2 separate regions of the Homo sapiens genome follow, and region 1 is linked to region 2. The links are chromatin loops, found by intact Hi-C in ENCODE. Cell type or tissue: heart right ventricle. All regions are shown on one strand.

Region 1 (2,500 bases), 110 kb after region 2:
AAAAATTGGAAATAACTGATATATCCAAAAATAGGTGAAAGCTGGTTAAATTATGACACGTCCACATTAACAACTGCATAGCCATTAAAAATCATGTTTCAGGAAATTATTTAAAGGCCAGAAGAAATTCTCAGTTATAAAACATGAACAGAGAAGCTAGTGAGAAGGCCTTGCGATTATTAACAGTTGTGATGTTGCCTCTGGGCAGTTAAATTTAAGTAATTTGTATTTTCTTCTTTAAATTTTCCCAAATTTATAAAGTGATTATGTCACATTTATAATCAGGAAAATTTCTAGGGCAGAGAAGATGAAAGCAGAAACGCAAGCCATCTATCTATTGGGGTTAATGTGTGAAAATAATGAATGAAAATTAAATTGACAATGAACTATTTAGAAGCAGGTACTCTCAGGGCTCAGAAACTGTACAAAAATGACTAGTATTGAGACTCTATTAAAAAGGGAGAATTCAGTCTCTGCACAGAGTTGGCCTCACTCTTTTAAACCATGAGATCATTGCCAGGAAAACTTCAGAAAGGAGACAAGACAATTTAAAAGATACAGGTCAGGCTGGGCACGGTGGCCCACACCTGTAATCCCAGCACTTTGGGAGGCTGGGGCGGGCGGGGGATCACCTGAGGTCAGGAGTTTGAGACCAGCCTGGTCAACACAGTGAAACCCCATCTCTACTAAAAATACAAAAATTAGCCAGGCATAGTGGCACATGCCTGTAATCCCAGCTAGTTGGGAGGCTGAGGCACGAGAATCACTTGAACCCGGGAGGTGGAAGTTGCAGTGAGCCAAGATCGTGCCACTGCACTCCAGCCTGGGCAACAGAGTGAGACTCTGTCTCCAAAAAAACAACAACAACAACAAAAAAAAACAGGTCACCCTTTAGAAAAGTTACAGCCTCTTTTTTTTAAATTAAAGGTATATTTTTCTTTTTTATAGAGATGGGGGTCTCACTATGTTGCCAGGGCTGGCCTGGAACTCCTAGCCTGAAGCAATCCTCCTCTCTCGGCCTCCCAAAGTGCTAGGATTACAGGCATGAGCCACCATGCCCAGCCCTAGAGCCTCTCTTGATATAAATTATGGTGCCTCCAAAAGTGGTTGTAGGAAATATTTTCATTTGTAAAAATATGTTAAAATAAGAAAGCACGTGTTACAGTAACAAAGACAGCCAGTTACAGCTTCTGGTAGATAGTGGAAATCCTGAAAAACAGGAGCTTAGGAAGAAGTCCACTCAATACTAAGGAGAAGACCACCAACCCACCCAACCAACCTCCAGGTCCAGGTGGCACTTTTGGAGGCAATTCGAATCCTGGTTCCTCCACTTACCAGAGAAGGAACCCTGAGCAAGTTGTCATTATTCTCCCAAGGACGGGGTAGAGGAGTCAACAAAATAGTGCATGCCCAGCACCTCACGCTCTACCTGGGCCAGGCACATACTCAGGGTCACCTCAGTTTTCCTCAGTATCCAGCAACCTCCTTTACTCAGACTCTGTAAATAATAAGCAAACTTCCTCCACAAAAAGAATGCCCTTGGCCCATCAAAATATTCTGGTCTGTCTGGCAGCTGGAAATTGCATCATAAATTAATAAACCCAAAACTGACTTTTAAATCACATCTGTGCATTTATTTAGCATAAATCAGATAATTAGTCTAACAGACAGCATTTCTCATCCTGTAATGCTCAGAGCTGAGTCCTGAAAAGAACTCGGCAGAAGACTACTGTAAGGCCTCAGAACAAGGACAAGATTTCCTCCGTCAGTCCTAACACAGATCGTCCGCTAACACTAAACCTGCACACTGTGTTAGGGTGCCAGTCACAGTTCAGAAGGTGCTTGAGGATTTTGCTGTGCTGTATCCTGAACCGCCATCAAGCTCCTACGTTCTCTCTATGTACCATAAAGCACCTGTATTTTCTTCCAACCATTTGAGGGCTGCCTGCACACGCTGGAGGCAAGCACGTTCTTTAACCTGCATCCTTTTCTCTGCCTTACCGAGTTCAGCTAATATAATTGCACATGAGGTGTGACCCCAGATCTAACAAGGCACCACTTCATAAACCTTTTCTCTTTTTATCATGACGTAAAATTCAACCTGAAACTGTAAATAGCAGGCCCCACCTAAACATCAGCTCAAATAGTATGTTATAAACCCTAAGAAACTCTACTATTCCCTAGAGAACTCTGTTCTCTGAAGCAGATAAATTTCTTCAGGCAGAACTCTTATATCTCCTTTCACTGGAATCCTCAGGAGATGTTCTAAGCTAAGAGGGACATGTCTGCTTAGCATCTGGCTCTGAGACCTGGAGCGGGGAATCTCACACAGGAAATTGCAGAGATATTACTGCACTAAAGTCTGGCTCAGAAAAGAAAAATTGCATTGTCAGAGACGAAAATCCTGGAGATAGAGCTTTAGTAAGCCCACACTCTTCCATTGGTAAGAGCAACAATCTAGAACGGTGGTTCTCAAGCTGAAGTGCAGTAGAGATACCTG
Region 2 (2,500 bases):
GGAGACAATTTAAGTATCTAGAAGAGTACTTGTAAAATTCTTCTAAACTTGTACATGCTTCTAAACTTCTAAAAAAAAAATTTTACTTTGGTAAATCACAAAAAAAAGAATATTTCATACAATCCAATTACAAGAACTGGGAAGCAGAAAATTCAAGTTCATTATCTCTGGCACAAACCTGGAGTATAGATATTGTAGGTTGTCAATTAAGACCAACCAACCTGTGTTGTTAAACAGCCAACAGAATTGACACCTTCTTACAAGGACTCAAGAATGTAATAGAAACCCAGACTAGAACAGACAGCTACCCCACATTTGCAGAGAGGAAGGCTGAAAGAGTAATCTCTGTCAAAGCCAAAATAAACACAGTGGAGATCTCAAGGTTTTAAGGCACAAAGCATGGCCACAACACTCTGCCCTGTAAAGTATTTTAAATTATCTGTCTCAAATTATCTTAAAAATAAAAAGATTGCTATAAAATACTCCCTGAATATCTCATTTTAAGCAGTGTAAACTTATTTTTTAAATATTCTTCAGTGGTAACTAAAGGAGATAATCCATTCTAATAGAATGTTAAATACTGGTGGAGGCCACCTGCCAAAAATAAAGACACGTGGTTTTGTACAACAGTGAAGTTGTTTTCACCAGTACTTAAAAGCAGCAGTATCTATGGAGATGGCTTTCTGTGGCAGTAAAAATATTTAGATAGAATACTAAGATTCCAGGTCTCTACAACAGGGAAGCATACAACTGACTCCTAAGAAGTGGTAACAAATTGGTAACAAATAACTATTGTAATTTATACAGATAGAATAATGACCAAAATATGTCCTAGTTTTTCCCAGTTCAAAAATATTACTTGATTTGTCAAGAACCTGCTTCTAACAAAACCTGTGATGGCGTGAAGGTAAACATCAAATGCCTATACTGAGCGCCTCCTGGCAAAGACGAAACCTCCAATTGTTGTGTGAACATTAACAACATTAATAAATATAGGATCGGTAGCAGTGGCTAAAAATAGTCATTTCCAAATGTGAAAGCACGAATGAGGTGAAAGAGGCTCCTGTTAGGAGACTTTCATGAAGCTAAGCAGCTACAAAATGCTTATTCCTTTCAGAGGCCTGCAATAGCTTGGAGGTACTTCTCCTAAGTGGCTTCACTGTACTTTCAGTAACACAATCCTTGTTTTGATGACAAACCTATTATTTTCTTCCCCATCAATATGCCCACTTAAAAGAAATGAAAAATAACAGTTTGGTAACAACTAGCATATAAGATTGTTAAATGGAAAAGGAGACAATTACCATACTGGTATATTTTATGCAAAGTAAGAATTGCTATTGGGGACTGGCTGACTGTTGTAATATTTATTGGGGAAGCAGGGCCCAGCAGGCTTCCTCCTTCCCCTATCAGATATCTCCCCTGAAAGACTCTTCCTCAGCCTGGCTGCCAACAGACCTTGGAATCTAACCAGGTTACAGCCAGTACAGCAGAATAGGATGACCTCATCGTCTACTGATTACATACAAGAAAATGTCCAATTAACCTCTCCTCTTCTTCCCTCTTTGTTACCTGCTATTCTATACCTAGACTTCCTAAACCAATATGCAGAGACCATTTTAGACAGTATCTAGGGCCTGCTTGATACTCAATAAATGGCATTATTAATAGTAATGATGTGTACTTCATAGTGCCAGGCACACAGAGCCCAATAAATCTTAAATAACTACAATAATGAAAGTATACGATTAGCTAATGAGTGATTATAAAGTACTTACAAATATAAAGTGCTACACAGGCACAAAATTATAAACCACTGAGTTAAGAGCAGGAGAAAGCAAAGCAGAGTGAAAGGAAGGAAAGATTCAAATGAGCAAAGAACTCTTAGCTACTTGAGATGACAGCTGAGTCCATGCCAGCCAGAACACTCACATTCCTCCAATGGTGACAGTGGCACAGGTACGCTCTGAAAAGGCAGGCACTGTCTCTGTGGCTGGGCTGGCTGGTCTAATGTAGTCCACCGTCACATTGACCTGGAAACAAAGAATCAAGGGAATTAGGGTTGAGAGTCTGCAACATAGCTCACTAGCAGCCACATGTGCCTGCTCAACTGTGAAAGATCAGCTCACTCCAGTTTGGTTTTCTGAATCTAAGATTTTTAAAACCAATTAAAAGAAATAGCTGAGCAACAGACTGGGAGAAAATGTTGGCAAAAGACATAACTAATAAAGAACATTTATCTAAAATATACAAAAAACTCTTAAAACTCAACAATAATAAAACAACCTGATTTTAAAATGCAAAAGATCCAAACAGCTTACTAAAGAATACATACAAGTGGCAAATAAGAACAGGAAAAGATGTTCTACATTACATGTGATTAGAAAATTGCCAACTTAAACAACAATGAGATACCACTGCTCGTTGTAGCATAGTCAAAATTCAGAACACTGACAACACCAAAGGCAGGCAAGGATGTGGAGCAATAGGAACTCTAATT

What was found. Hi-C counts contacts between places; a loop is a spot of excess contacts. Peaks named below come from ENCODE experiments on the same cell type or tissue, not always from the same donor. Only the 100,000 strongest peaks of a DNase experiment are listed, where the experiment ranks them.
Region 1: a loop joins it to region 2, with 1.9 times the contacts of the local background. A loop is called at or near these places in 2 of 110 quality-filtered maps.

What each region holds. Positions count from the first base shown.
Region 1 is chr7:127,733,995-127,736,494 of GRCh38, reverse strand. All of the region lies in intron 10 of SND1 (staphylococcal nuclease and tudor domain containing 1), which reads right to left. Among named protein-coding and RNA genes, the nearest start is that of SND1, 83 kb to the right of the region's middle. RefSeq lists a silencer at 854-1,068. In heart right ventricle, no CTCF peak of the experiment used is centred here; no DNase peak of the experiment used is centred here.
Region 2 is chr7:127,843,857-127,846,356 of GRCh38, reverse strand. SND1 (staphylococcal nuclease and tudor domain containing 1) reads right to left here. Exons shown (of 24, transcript NM_014390.4): 12 at 1,933-2,033. Among named protein-coding and RNA genes, the nearest start is that of SND1-IT1, 150 kb to the left of the region's middle. In heart right ventricle, no CTCF peak of the experiment used is centred here; a DNase peak (open chromatin) is centred at 1,436; H3K27ac peaks cover 1,491 bases.